Regions from separate parts of the Homo sapiens genome. Here regions 1, 2, 3 and 5 are each linked to region 4. Evidence: chromatin contacts called from ENCODE Hi-C or POLR2A ChIA-PET data. All regions are on one chromosome and are shown on one strand. The core of a region is the stretch at or near the end of the contact, and the rest is flanking DNA. Distances in the headings are between cores, read along the strand shown. Region 1 overlaps DENND5B (DENN domain containing 5B). Region 2 overlaps AMN1 (antagonist of mitotic exit network 1 homolog). Region 3 has its middle 56 kb from the start of LINC00941. Region 4 holds the start of YARS2 (tyrosyl-tRNA synthetase 2). Region 5 holds the start of DDX11-AS1 (DDX11 antisense RNA 1).

Region 1 (2,700 bases), core at 95-2,594, 1.3 Mb after region 4:
AAGGTCTCAAAGTAGGCAGTGGGCAGTGCTGTCACGGACCCAGGCTCATTGTCTTTTTCCTGTTAGACATGCTCTGTGTGTGCTAGTTACCTCATGGTTTCAACATGGCTGTTCTCAGCATACCTTCCAGCAGGAAGGAGAGAGTGCCAAGGAGGGGCAGGATCTGTGCTAGAAAGACATAATTTTCCAAAAAATCTCAATAAATATCACTAACATTTCACTGGCCAGAATTGTGTAGGTTTTGGCTTTCCAGTCTCTGGTAACGGAAGACAAAGGAAAAGGGAATTGGAATGGGGATTAGGCCATCCTGTAATGCCTGTCAAGTTACTATTCGTTGATTAGGTTACTGCAGGTGTAAGAAACTAAAAAGTTATATACAGTTTTAAAATTGGGCCGGGCGCGGTGGCTCAAGCCTGTAATCCCAGCGCTTTGGGAGGCCAAGGCAGTTGGATCACAAGGGCAGGGGTTAGAGACCAGCCTGACCAACATGGTGAAACCCCGTCTCTACTAAAAATACAAAAATTAGCTGGGTGTGGTGGTGGGCGCCTGTAATCCCAGCTACTCAGGAGGCTGAGGTAGGAGAATTGCTTGAACCCGGGAGGCGGAGGTTGCAGTCAGCCGAGATTGCGCCACTGCACTCCAGCCTGGGCGACAGAGCGAGACTCCGTCTCAAAATAAATAAATAAATAAATTAATTAATTAATTTAATTAAATCGAAGAGGCCAGGCACAGTGGCTCACACCTGTAATGCCAGCACCTTGGGAGGCCAAGGCGGGTGGATCACATGAGGTCAGGAGTTCGAGACTGACGTGGCCAACATGGTGAAACCTCATCTCTACCAAAAAATACAAAAATTAGCCGGACGTGGTGGCGCTTGCTTTAGTCCCACCTACTCAGGAGGCTGATGTGGGAGAATCACTTGAACCCGGGAGGCAGAGGTTGCAGTGAGCCAAGATCACACCACTGCCCTCCAGCCTGGGTGACAGGTTGAGACTGTCTCTAAATAAGTAAGAAGTAGTAGCAGTAGAGGATTCCTAAAATCCTCCTTATATCTGTAGATTTCTCTTCATCTGAGTAACTCTTTCAATTTGAGGAATTCTTCATGAAAGAAATTTTTAAATTTAATCATATTGCTTTTTCATACTTAAACTATGAAATCACTGTTGTGCATCTGTGGGCCTTTTGCAGCCACAGAACTGCTGACCCTAAACATGCCTTTTTCTGCAGATTTTCTTAGCAGTGCAAGAAATGAGAAAAGCCTCTGGCACCTAAAATAAAGTCTTAACACTAACCTCTTCTGCTTTCAGTTTCAAAACCCATTTGATTCTGATGATTACTAAACCGTGAATATATGGCCTTTTCTCTGACATTTTCCTATCCTAAAGCCAAAATAAAAGGACACAAAGGGAGACTCTTCACCTAACATAAAGAAAGTCTTTTATGTAAAATTAGGGAAATGAACCATTTATCTCATTTGTTTTCCTCATCTAAGAGTGCACTGAACCATGAGCTCATATTGTGAGGCTATATCTAGGCACCTTCTTTAGTAAATGTTTTTCATCCTACTTGTAGATCTTTCACGGAGGGCTTCTAACACCCCCTCTTATGATCAAATGGGCAGAAATCCCAAGGATAACAACAAATATTGATTCTACCCTACTTAAAAAAAAAAATGGCTGGGCATGGTGGCTCACACCTGTAATCCTAGCACTTTTGGAGGCCGAGGTGGCGGATCACCTGAGGTCAGGAGGTCAAGACCAGCCTGGCCAACATGGGGAAACCCTGTCTCTACTAAAAGTACAAAAATTAGCTGGGCATGGTGGGCGCACACCTGTAATCCCAGCTACTCCAGAGACTGAGGTAGGAGAATCGCTTGAACCCGGGAGGCGGAGGTTGCAGTGAGCTGAAATCGCCCCACTGCACTCGAGCCTGGGCATCAGAACAAGACTTCTTCTCAAAAAATAAATAAATAGTGGCCAGGTGCGATGGCTCACACCTGTAATCCCAGCACTTTGGGAGGCCTTGGTGGGTGAATCACGTGGTCAGGAGTTCAAGACCAGCCTGGCCAAGATGATAAAACCCCGTCTCTGCTAAAAGTACAAAAATTAGCTGGGCACGGTGGCAAGCCCCCGTAATCCCAACTACTTGGGAGGCTAAGGCAGGAGAATCACTTGAACCCGGGCGGCAGAGGTTGCAGTGAGCTGAGATTGCACCACTGCACTCCAGCCTGGGAGATAGAGTGAAACTCTGCCTCAAAAATACATACATACATACATACATACATACATACATACATACATACATACATGGCAGGTGGCTCATGCCGGTAGTCTTAACACTTTGGGAGGCCAAGGCAGGCAGATCTCTTGAGCTTAGGAGTTTGAGACCAGCCTGGGCAACATGGCAAAACCCTGCCTCTACTAAAACTACAAAAAAATAGCTGGGCGTAGTGGTGCACACCTCTGGTCCCAGCTACTGGGGAGGCCGAGGTGGGAGGATCACTTGAGCCCAGGAGGTGGAGATTGCAGTAAGCTTGAGATCGTGCCACTGCACTCTACCCTGGGTGACAGAGCGAGACCGTGTCTCAAAAAAAAAAAACTTTAAAATTTTACAATCAGGCCAGGTGCAGTGGCTCATGCCTGGAGTTCCAGCACTTTGAGAGGCCAAGGCAAAAAGATCGCTTGAGTCCAGTTCAAGACT
Region 2 (2,700 bases), core at 70-2,569, 1.1 Mb after region 4:
CCAAGAGAAGGGGTTTCCCCTTTTAAAACCATCAGATCTCATGAGACTTATTTACTATCATAAGAACAGCACAGGAAAGACTTGCCCCCATGATTCAATTACCTCCCACCGGGTCCCTCTCACGACACATGGGAATTGTGGGAGCTACAATTCAAGATGAGATTTGGGTGGCGACACAGTCAAACCATATCAATCATTCTTTTAAAAAGTAAAAATGGTGTTCCATGAGAAAAGTAACTAGTTCAGTTCACAACCCTGAAAGGGTCTCAGACTACAGAATATGCAGACTACACTTTGGGAACCACTGCTTTATGGTAAAGAAAAATTATCAGTCAACTTCAACATTTGCAGCAAGAATAGCATATCATTTTCTGGCCAGGTGTGGTAGCTCACGCCTGTAGTCCTGCACTTTGGGAGGCCAAGGCAGGCAGATCACTTGAGATTAGGAGTTTGAGACCAGCCTGGCCAATATGGTGAAACCCCCTCTCTACTAAAAATACAAAAATTAGCTGGGCATGGTGGCGCACGCCTGTAATCCCAGCTACTCTGATGGCTGACGCATGAGGATCACTTGAGCCTGGGGGGCAGAGGTTGCAATTAGCCAAGATTGTGCCACTGCACTCCAGCCTGAGTGACAAGGTGAGACACTGTCTCAAAAAAAAAAAAAAAAAGAATAGCATACCCCTTTCAAATCACTTCTTATATTTTTGTGTGGCTGCCAGAAGTAGTGGAAGTAGACATTGAAATGGCAGGAGTTCAAAATATTTGGAATAAAAATATTTTTGATCTGGAAGATCACAGTTGGTAAATGCTGGACTAGGTGTTACCGTTACATGATCTAAAAATGACCTTTGGGGCCCTGTGTTGTTTACTTCTTCACAGCAACCAGGACTGTTAGCTCAAAAGCCCATCATCACCAAATCAAATGTTTACACATCCAATTGTTTAAGTATAGCCTAAATAACCAAATTATTAGCCATCTATCTAGAGCCCACCTGCTTTACATACCCTGCAAACTACACTCAACGTCTACTATCCATAGATAAAAACCCCAGGCTATAAAAGACCCCAAATCACTGCTGCCCTTTGGAGCTCTGTAACCCAGAGACACCCCCCCACCCGCCCCGCCGATCTTGCTGCTAAACAACGTCATGACACATACACCCTCTCTCTAGTCCTCCAGGAATTCTCTTACCCTCCCCCTTCTGAGTAGTGGCCGCCCTACACTGTCGCTGCCTTTGGAAGGTCTCATGCTGTGAGGGACTTCCCGGCATACAAACCTGTCAAAGCGCTGTCCAAAGAGAGCTTGTTGTGTCCCACTGCCACCTTGTGGTCACATCTTTTTCTTTGTTCTGCCCTGAAATCCTTCAGATTCACTGCAGTTACATGGTGTGCCATAACATAAAACAAAAAGTGTTTATATGTCCAAAAAGTTTGTGAAGGGCAACATGCCACTATTATGAATGTTAATTTGTCAAAGGCTCTGAGAAATACTATAGCTAAGAAACTGTTTAACTTCGTTTGTCCAAGCATTTCCAAATTTCTAGCACAGAACACTTTTTTGATTACCCTAGCCAACTCCATCACATTTTAAAATGTTATTTTTCTGATCCCTGATTTCACAGAATAGGAAAGTGAGATATTGAAATGTTATTTGTGTCAGGGTGCGGTGGCTCATGCCTGTAATCCCAGCACTTTGGGAGGCCAAGGTGGGTGGATCGCTTGAATGCAGGAGTTTGACACCAGCCTGGGCAACATAGAGAAACCCTGCTTCTATAAAAAATTGTTTTAATTAGCTGGGCATGGTGGTGCACACCTATAGTCCCAGCTACTCGGGAGGCTGAGGTGGGAGGATCGCTTGAGGCCCCAGGGGTTTGAAATCAGCCTGCACAACATTAACTGAGACTTGCTGTCTAATAAAATAATAATAGTGCTAAGACTAAAACTAAAATCTTAAGATACAGTAAAACGAACGCTGATCCCATCCACGCCATCTCTCCAGAACATCGAATAAATCACTTAACTCTTATGGATCTCGACTTTGCCTTGTGCATAATGGCCAATTATCATAACATTGAGAGATCTAATATTAATAATAATGCAAGAGGCCGGGCATGGTGGCTCACGCCTGTAATCCCAGAACTTTGGGAGGCCGAGGCAGGTGGATCACCTGAGGTCAGGACTATGAGACCAGCCTGACCAACATGGTGAAACCCTGTCTCTACTAAAAATACAAAAATTAGCCAGGCATGATGATGTATGCCTGTAATTCCAGCTACTCAGGAGGCTAAGGCAGGAGAATTGCTTGAACGCAGGAGGCAGAGGTTGCAGTGAGCCAAGGTCATGCCACTATACTCCAGCCTGAGCAACAAGAGCGAAACTTCGTCTCAAAAAAAATAAATAAAAATAATAATGCAAGAGTTCATACAATATATTCTACCTTGAGTCATCACATCAAAAAAAATAAATTTTTTAAATAGTTCATATAAAATGGCTTTTATTAATAAACTAAAGAGAAAAAAGCTGAAGAAATTTTAACTACCCAGATCACTTCTACTCTTCCCACTTAACCATCAGTACCCCTAAATCTTCTATAATGATATATTTTTGCTAACATCATTGAATGGAAGTAAAGTGGGCTAACATGTTCACCTTATATTTGATTTTTAATTTCTTCTTTTTCCAAGGAAGATAAATGCT
Region 3 (2,700 bases), core at 162-2,661, 1.9 Mb after region 4:
TCACCTTTTTACTACTGTGGAACATAAAAATATTAACGGAGGATTTTTTTTCTATTTTAAATGTCCCTCACTGCTGAACTGCTCATAGATATTATGTTTTTAAGGGAGTAGTGGAATTAATCATTAAATGCAAATTTACTACTTATATTTCCCAGAAAGTATATCATGGGAATTACAAATAATCTCCATTTTCTAAAATTATCCTCAAATTTATAATGCTATCAGGATGTAAGGTGAGTTAAAGTACAATTGCATTTTTTTAAAGTTTTAAAAACTAAAACTGAATGTAGATAATTCCAAAATATTTTGAGAAGGCCTCCTCAGTGTTCCATGATTTTGACATGTGTGGTTATGTGGAGGCTCAGTGAACCCGCAGGGTAACACACTTCTATTTTTGGATGGAGGCATGCAGGGAGAAAGGATGAAAAGGACAACGCAGCTTTGATAGGAAGCCTGCTTTTGGGGAAGGGATGGTCCACTCAGGCTTCCTGGAGGGTGGGAGTTCTTCCTGCCCAACATTGCCCCTCGTTTTCCCAGAGGAGCTTAAAACCCCAGTGAAAAAGCCACAGTTCCTGGAAAGTGTTATGGATCTGATAGCATTACATTTTATAAGCTATTAATACCCAAATTCACCATGTCCAAAAATGAGTTCCTTAATGACTAAGCCCCCTATCCATCACTAAACCAGCTTTGTCTCTCTATCAAAGTAAATGGCCCTGATATGGCTCCAATGACTGGAGGAACATCAGGTCCTTGGTCTCATGCTGATTTAGATAAAATGACATGGACACATGCGGAGTGGTTTAAGGAGCGGATAATTTAATAGGCAAGAAAGAAGAAAGAAGAAAGAAAGAAGAGAACAGCTCCCCTGTACAGAGACAGAGGGAGGGCAGAAAAGTGGTCGGTTATATGGGAGGCTGGAGGAGGCAGTATCTGATTTGCATAGAGCTGTAGGGTCCAGCCCTACTGGGTCTGTGGGTTTTTCTCCTGGTGTGCGGAGATGAGAGGTCGTAGAAATAAAGACACAAGACAAAGAGATAGAAGAAAAGACAGCTGGGCCCGGGGGACCACTACCACCTAGATGTGGAGACTGGCAGTGGCCCCGAATGCCTGGTCGCGCTGTTATTTATTGTGTACAAGGCAAAGGGGCAGGGTAAGGAGTGTGAGTCATCTCCAGTGATTAATAAGGTCATGTGAGTCACGTGTCCACCGGACAGGGGGCCTTTCCCTTTTAGGTAGCCGAGCTGGAGAGAGGACAGCTTACGTCATTATTTCTTCTATGCTCTTCTCAGAAAGATCAAAGACTTTAATACTTTCACTAATTCTGCTATTGCTATCTAGAAGGCGGAGCCAGGTGTACAGAGCAGAACATGAAAGTGAAACAGGAGCGTGACCTCTGAAGCACAGCATCACAGCGAGACGTTTAGGTCTCCGGATGGCTGCGGGCGGGCCTGACTGATGTCAGGCCTTCCACAAGAGGTGGTGGAGCAGAGTCTTCTCTAACTCCACCGGGGAAAGGGAGACTCCCTTTCCCGATCTGCTAAGTAACGGGTGCCTTCCCAGGCACTAGCGTTACCACTAGACCAAGGAGCCCTCTAGTGGCCCTGTCCGGGTGTGACAGAGGGCTCACACTAGTCTTCTGGTCACTTCTCACCATGTCCCTTCAGCTCCTATCTCTGTATGTCCTGGTTTTTCCTAGGTTATAATTGTAGAACAAAGATTATTATAATATTAGAATAAAGAGTAATGCTATAAACTAATGATTAGTAATATTCATATATAATCATATCTATATTCTATGCCTAATATAACTATTCTTATTTTAAGTATTTTCTTTATTATACTGGAATAGCTTGTGCTTTTAGTCTCTTGCCTCGTCACCTGGGTGGCTTGCCGCCCACAGAGGGCCCAGGGGATTGGTTTGACCAGGTGTGTCATTCACGAAGCCCGTGAAAAACCCGGCCCTCCCACCTTATCCTTTTAATGTGCAAATGTGGGCCGCTCTGATGTCCTGAACACATGCAGTTACCTGGAGGTGGCCATGACACTTGGCATACCTGGTGACAAGAAGAAGGCACGAATCACCATATTGGGTGGACTCAGCTTCTAATGGCCTGCGTTTGCATATCAAAGCTTGCCAGCCTGGCCCTTTAATTTGCCTTTCTGTTAGAAAAGAAATGATTTGGCCAGGTGCGGTGGCTGATGCCTGTAATCCTAGCACTTTGGGAGGCTGAGGTAGGCGGATCACTTGAGGTCAGGAGTTTGAGATCAGCCTGGCTAACATGGTGAAACCCCATCTCTACTAAAAATACAAAAAAAAAAATTAGCCAGGCTTGGTGGCGGGCACCTATAATCCTAGCTACATGGGAGGCTGAGACAGGAGAATCACTTGAACCAGGGAGGCAGAGGTTACAGTGAGCCCAGATTGCACCATTGCACTCCAGCCTGGGCGACAGAGTGAGACTGTCTCAAAAAGAAAAGAAAAGGTCTGGGGTTGCTTTTATTAAAAGAAAAAGCCTTACCGAGAATTCCTTTTACCCTTTCTATCTGCCTAAAAATTATTTCTTAGTAACTCCTGTATCATTCCCCCGCTCAAGAGAAGCAAACCTAACTGCTGTCAGGGGGTGTTGGATGGCGATTCTTTCTGGCTACTTCCTGCTGAAAAGGGGTATTGTGTGGGGAACAGCAGTTGTGCCTTCT
Region 4 (2,700 bases), core at 4-2,503:
AGATAACTTTATAACGTTAAAAAATGGAAAAGTCCTGTAGGGAATGATTTGGAACATGGCCCAGATCCCAGTCACAGGACCAAGGCACTCAATCCCCCAGCTGCTGGGAGTGTTGGTTGCTTATTGCTCACAGCTGAGTCCCTTCCTGCACATCTCACTCTCCAAAAGCCTTAACCCAGCGTTTTGCTTCCTCCCCAGAAACATCCCACATTTAATGAGCAGTCAGTAAGAGGGTCTAAAGGTCTGCCCCCTGGCCTCAATTCAGGATGACTCTGAAAGGAAATCCCGGCTCCAGAGCCCTTACTGGATTGCCTGAGGCCTCTATTACAAATTGTTCACAGTTCAACTTCTTTCTCCCTCCGCCCAACCCGGCCTCCCTCACTCCATTATAGGTGTTGTTCTTAAGAGCACACTCCAATTACCCTCCTGCAAACCAGTCTCCCCCCCAACTCAGAGTCCAGGGAATTCTACCTAAGACGATTTTGAAAGCGGTCCTAGAAATCAGGCTCTAACATGGGATTTTGAAGCTAGATCACCTGCCAGCCAGCTGCCAATAAGAACCTCATCCCTGGTCAGTATTCAGAGCACCTGTCACGCTGCACGATGTGATTACTAACTTGAATCCACTCATGCTAAGCTGTGTCCCAACCTAGTTAACTGTATTTAAAATAAATAAACCACAGGACTTGATGCATGTACTTTATTGCACTGAGTTTTTCTTGCTATACCTTGGACAAGACTGCCACCTCCTGGAAGAGCCGATGAATACTGGGGACGAGGTGCAATTAGGGAATCGGTACTATGAAATTGCTTGCGTCTCAGCAGCAACTCCCTATCTCTCCGCGAACTTAAACCAATTCCTAACCTTTCTCAACCTCTGTGAACAGCTTTTTGCATGGAACCAAGACTTCAAAGAACTTGCGCATCACAATCTTTTTACGTGAAAATGTAAATACAAGTTAGCATTTGTGAAGCGTTATGTGCCAAATGCTTTAATTTTTAAGGCTCACAACAGCCTTATGAGGTAGGAACTATCATAAGCAGATCCACACTGCTGATGGAAAAATTAAGTTTAAGGGAACGTAAGGCGACGGCTCTGAGGCGGAATCGCCACTTGGAGTCGGGACTCAACTGCTGAGAGCGCAAGCTCCGTAACTACGTAACCGTCTCGGGCATGCGCAGAAAAACACTGAAGCACCTTCCCTAGGAGCTGTAAGTAGGTGGGTGTGGTGGGAGCCTCTGCAATCCCAGCATTCCCTTCGTGCCGCTACCAAGATGGCGGCGCCCATCTTGCGGTCCTTTTCCTGGGGCCGGTGGTCTGGTACCCTAAATCTCTCAGTATTGTTGCCCTTGGGGCTGCGTAAGGCCCACTCGGGCGCTCAGGGGTTACTGGCAGCGCAGAAGGCTCGAGGTCTGTTCAAGGACTTCTTCCCGGAGACGGGGACGAAAATAGAGCTCCCAGAGCTCTTCGACCGTGGCACGGCGAGTTTTCCCCAAACCATTTACTGTGGCTTCGACCCCACGGCAGACTCGCTTCATGTGGGTCATCTACTTGCGCTGCTGGGCCTGTTTCATTTGCAGCGAGCGGGCCACAACGTGATCGCGCTGGTGGGAGGCGCCACGGCGCGCCTGGGAGACCCGAGCGGCCGTACCAAGGAACGCGAGGCGCTGGAGACAGAGCGCGTGCGAGCCAACGCGCGAGCTCTGCGCCTAGGGCTTGAGGCCCTGGCGGCTAATCACCAGCAGCTTTTCACTGATGGGCGCTCCTGGGGCAGCTTCACTGTGCTGGACAACTCGGCCTGGTACCAGAAGCAGCACCTGGTGGACTTCCTGGCGGCAGTGGGGGGTCACTTCCGCATGGGGACGCTGCTGAGCCGGCAGAGCGTGCAGCTGCGGCTCAAGAGCCCCGAGGGCATGAGCTTGGCCGAGTTCTTTTACCAGGTGCTCCAGGCCTATGACTTCTATTACCTCTTCCAGCGTTATGGATGCAGGGTCCAGCTGGGCGGATCTGATCAACTAGGCAACATCATGTCCGGATATGAGTTCATCAACAAGTAAGTGCCTTTAAACCTTGGGGAAATCCTGGGACCAAATAATTTACACACTAGTAGCCTGTGATTCACTCTTAGGATTGTAGTTGCTGCCCTTCGTTCCAGCTCTTGTTGGTTTTATCCCCATTAAGGCTCTATAATGGCGTTAATAACACTGGCTAATAAGAATTAAAGGGCTGAATTAAGGGTATTAAGAGTAAACGGTGTATTCTAAAAATTAGCTGGGCGTGGTGATGCACGCCTGTAATCCCAGCTATTCGGGAGGCTGAGGCAGGAGAATCTCTTGAACCCGGGAGGCGAAGGTTTCAGTGAGCCGAGATCGCGCCACTGCACTCCAGCCTGGGGCAACAGAGGGAGACTCCGTCTCAAAAAAAAAAAAAAAAAAAAGGGAAACAGACCACTAGTGAAGATTTGGTCGGTCTGTTTTGCTTCGCCTAAGTCGTCCTCTCTAATTAGAGAAACTGCTTTTGTGTGTTTATACCAGAACGTGACTGGGCCTCCTTGAGTAGCTAGCCTCTGCTTTAGCTCTGCACCCTCCATGAAACTAGTGTTAGTCCTTGGTTGGTATCTCAAAAAGTTTTTTCAACTCCAAATAATTGACAAGTAATGCGGGTCTAATAGCATTTTCTTGAGAGAGGTGAAGGATAGG
Region 5 (2,700 bases), core at 4-2,503, 1.7 Mb after region 4:
ACCAGGACAGCAAAGCTCACGCTCATAAAACGAGGTTAGAGTTGTGAAAGCACTTCAGGAACATATTAGTTCTTAACGTGTTCATTTTCTTCAGTCCCCAATTATCACTCATTACTGAGTACAGACTATTGTTGTGGGCTCAGTTGTGTCCTCCCCACATTGATCTTGGACATCCCAAGCCTCTGGGACTGTGAGAAAACACATTTCTGTGTCTAAGCCACCCAGTTTATGGTATTTTGTCATGGCAGCCGGGGCTGACCAAGACAACTATGTGGCAGGTACTATCTACCGTATGGCCCTAAAATGTTTTAACTTCACACACCTGGAAAGCACCACAGCCCCAAGAAAAAAGCTTTTCCGCACTGCTGTTAAGCCAGGGCCACACACTGCAGTACTGCGGTGCTCCACCAGCTGGAGGATGGCCTGGCCCATAATACCCGCATTCCCACCTTGCTCTGGCCCTGTGTCCCCTCCAACGTGCATCCTGAGCTCGCACCCTGTGTGGAACCCAAACAGCTGCTTATCAGCATTTAAGTCCATTTTTATGACACTTCCGTCAACAATCTGGTCAAGTGCACTCATTCCTGGCCTCCGTACTGTACCCTGCTCCGCCTCGATTCCCGCCCTGGGGGAAGCTAGACTCATGCAGCTAACTTTATCGGCTCTGGGCTCTGATTGCCAAGTTTAGGATCCCAGCTGTATCCTTGCTAAAGTTAGCATCGCTGGGGCTCAGTTTCCGTAAGAGACAGGTGGGTTACAAGCGCTCACTCACTGTTGCAGTGTCTTATCTACGTAAGATAATCCATGAAAAGCTCAACACAGCTGGGCCAAATCTAAGACCCAGACACGCGGCTGCTGTTAATGCCCACTTCTGCGCACCGCCCAGTTCCACCGCAGGCACAACCTTCCTAGGCCTACCCGTCCCCACACAGGGGTTCCCGCTTGTCAATCACGCTGGCCCGGCCCTCCACTTCCGGAATGTTTTCCCGCTCCGGACGGGCCACCCACCTTTGCAAATAGGGGTCCGGCGCCGGAACAGACGCCCAGTTTGCGATTTCACCAGTCTGCCCTTCCTCGTCCCGCTGCTCCTCGTCCTAAGGAGCTCTGCTGCCACACAGCACTGCGCTCACCTTCTTCGCCGGCAGAATTGCTACGCTGAAAGCCAGGCCCCGGGAATCAGGGCAAACGCCACTGAGTTAGAAACTGGCGGGTCCCCTCAGTGAAAGGCAGCCGGAACAACCCCCGCCGCTGCGCATGCGCACTCCGGGACGCGCGCGAACACGCAGCAGCGAGAATCTACAGGGGCGTGGTTTGCGCACGCGGGAACTGGGATCTCAACCCCAGGGCTAGGTGCCTCCTCCCGCTGCTTTCCGCCAGCTGCGGGGTGTGAGATTAATCCCCGCCGATTAGCGCCAGGTGTACTAAGCGCTGGATGGTTCCCTGACCAGATGAAACATCAGCCGATGTTCTAATGCCGGTCCCCTGGGCGCTGTCCCCGAGAGGGAAAACCTGTTTTCTGACCCCGGCTCTAGTCGGCCTCTGGAGGTCTGCAGCTGGGTTATTTTACCTTTGAAACGGACGACACCTGCCCCGTGCACCCCAGCGGCTCCTCCACACGGAGAGATGGTGTCAGTCAAAGGCCGTCTAGATGACGAGTTTATGAAATTGTTCCTGGCCCGTGCCGGGCACGACCTTGCAGAGAGCCCAGAAGATGAAACCCCAGCCCTGCCAGGAGCTCACCTGCTAATTAGGAGGACAACGAATCACCTCACCTCCCTAGACTTTGCTTCTCCTTTATTCAGTGAGGGATTGGACTAGCTGGTCCTTGAGGACTTTTCAGAAAGTCTGGTTCTGGGAGATGACCAATGGGATCATCTTATGCTATGAGCTTTCCTGGAATGACAGGTAATTGGTGCGCCTTCCCAGCAGGGTCAGGGAGAGTTGCTGGGACTTGAAGGAAAGGCTTTTGGGGAGAGGAGCCAGTGTTACAAACTATCGAAAAGCTTGGAGGTGGGAAATTTACAAAAGGTGATTCCAGGGTCAGCTTTTTTGTCACCTGCTTCCGACTTCGGCAGTTTGGAGAGGGCGAGTAAGTAATACCCTTCAGGGTCTTGGGATGTGGCCCAGCAAAATCCTTAGAGGGACTTTGAAGTCTTAGTTTTAAGTTTAGAATTAATGGGCAGAGTACTTAAATAGCCATTTCTCCAAAGATGTATACAAATGGCCCACAGGCCCATAAAAATGTTGCATTCCACCCTATAACATGTTTTTGCATAAAAAAGTTTTAAAATAACTGTTGTCTGGTAAATTGACACCTCTGGAATAGAATGTATGCTAGGTTTTTTACCCTACTGCTTCAAACCCCATCCTACACACACACTCCTAGGGTGTGCATCATCCAGTTTAAGAAGCACCCTTGGAGAAACAAAGTTGATAGTGTGTCCAGAATTGATGGGTTCTTGGTCTCACTAACGCAAGACTGAAGCTGCAGACCCTCGCGGTGTTAGTTTTTAAAGGCGGTGTGTCTGGAGTTTGTTCCCTCAGATGTTCCGATGGGTTTGGAGTTTTTTCCTTCTGGTGGGTTTGTGGTCTTGCTGGCTCAGGAGTGAAGCTGCAGACCTTCGCCTGAGTGTTACAGCTTTTAAGACGGCATGTACTGGAGTTGCTAGTTCACCCCGGTGGGTTCGTGTATCTCACTAG

The links. A loop is a pair of places that touch in the nucleus more often than their neighbours do. ChIA-PET counts read pairs that join two places held with the same protein, here RNA polymerase II (POLR2A). Pooled maps may share reads with other maps.
Region 1: a map of CD4-positive, alpha-beta memory T cell shows a loop between it and region 4 (7-fold over the local background). The contact joins the enhancer-like site here to the promoter of YARS2 in region 4. A Hi-C loop is called at or near these places in 1 of 168 maps with a recorded cell type or tissue (CD4-positive, alpha-beta memory T cell), 3 of 37 single-sample maps with no recorded cell type and 8 of 50 pooled maps. POLR2A ChIA-PET finds 5 or more read pairs at or near these places in 1 of 52 experiments (OCI-LY7).
Region 2: a map of CD4-positive, alpha-beta T cell shows a loop between it and region 4 (4-fold over the local background). The contact joins the enhancer-like site here to the promoter of YARS2 in region 4. A Hi-C loop is called at or near these places in 1 of 168 maps with a recorded cell type or tissue (CD4-positive, alpha-beta T cell), 1 of 37 single-sample maps with no recorded cell type and 7 of 50 pooled maps. POLR2A ChIA-PET finds 5 or more read pairs at or near these places in 1 of 52 experiments (A673).
Region 3: a loop to region 4 is called in a map of CD8-positive, alpha-beta T cell, with 39 times the contacts of the local background. The contact joins the enhancer-like site here to the promoter of YARS2 in region 4. A Hi-C loop is called at or near these places in 2 of 168 maps with a recorded cell type or tissue (CD8-positive, alpha-beta T cell and naive thymus-derived CD4-positive, alpha-beta T cell), 2 of 37 single-sample maps with no recorded cell type and 9 of 50 pooled maps.
Region 5: a map of CD8-positive, alpha-beta T cell shows a loop between it and region 4 (6-fold over the local background). The contact joins the promoter of DDX11-AS1 here to the promoter of YARS2 in region 4. A Hi-C loop is called at or near these places in 2 of 168 maps with a recorded cell type or tissue (CD8-positive, alpha-beta T cell and naive thymus-derived CD4-positive, alpha-beta T cell) and 12 of 50 pooled maps. POLR2A ChIA-PET finds 5 or more read pairs at or near these places in 2 of 52 experiments (CD4-positive, alpha-beta T cell and activated CD8-positive, alpha-beta memory T cell).

The regions. Positions count from the first base shown.
Region 1 is chr12:31,405,120-31,407,819 of GRCh38, reverse strand. All of the region lies in intron 14 of DENND5B (DENN domain containing 5B), which reads left to right. Among named protein-coding and RNA genes, the nearest start is that of LINC02387, 37 kb to the right of the region's middle. RefSeq lists enhancers at 1,520-1,689, 2,570-2,700. Within about 2 kb of position 1,344, at least 3 of the 41 ENCODE cell types and tissues checked have a DNase peak (open chromatin) inside an H3K27ac peak, as active enhancers do; they include OCI-LY7, where a contact is called at or near this core.
Region 2 is chr12:31,680,935-31,683,634 of GRCh38, reverse strand. All of the region lies in intron 6 of AMN1 (antagonist of mitotic exit network 1 homolog), which reads left to right. Among named protein-coding and RNA genes, the nearest start is that of ETFBKMT, 23 kb to the right of the region's middle. RefSeq lists a silencer at 1,099-1,188. Within about 2 kb of position 1,319, at least 4 of the 41 ENCODE cell types and tissues checked have a DNase peak (open chromatin) inside an H3K27ac peak, as active enhancers do.
Region 3 is chr12:30,850,167-30,852,866 of GRCh38, reverse strand. No RefSeq gene overlaps it. Among named protein-coding and RNA genes, the nearest start is that of LINC00941, 56 kb to the right of the region's middle. RefSeq lists an enhancer at 1,186-1,535. Within about 2 kb of position 1,411, at least 24 of the 41 ENCODE cell types and tissues checked have a DNase peak (open chromatin) inside an H3K27ac peak, as active enhancers do; they include CD8-positive, alpha-beta T cell, where a contact is called at or near this core.
Region 4 is chr12:32,754,450-32,757,149 of GRCh38, reverse strand. YARS2 (tyrosyl-tRNA synthetase 2) reads left to right here and starts at 1,253. Exons shown (of 5, transcript NM_001040436.3): 1 at 1,253-2,054. The coding sequence starts at 1,276. RefSeq lists enhancers at 394-1,033, 1,238-1,467, 1,488-1,587, 1,034-1,673, 1,958-2,117 and 1 more.
Region 5 is chr12:31,072,400-31,075,099 of GRCh38, reverse strand. DDX11-AS1 (DDX11 antisense RNA 1) reads left to right here and starts at 1,253. Exons shown (of 3, transcript NR_038927.2): 1 at 1,253-1,905. It overlaps DDX11 (DEAD/H-box helicase 11), which reads right to left and starts at 1,240. Exons shown (of 27, transcript NM_030653.4): 1 at 1,009-1,240. RefSeq lists enhancers at 1-525, 386-545, 1,076-1,185, 1,058-1,589.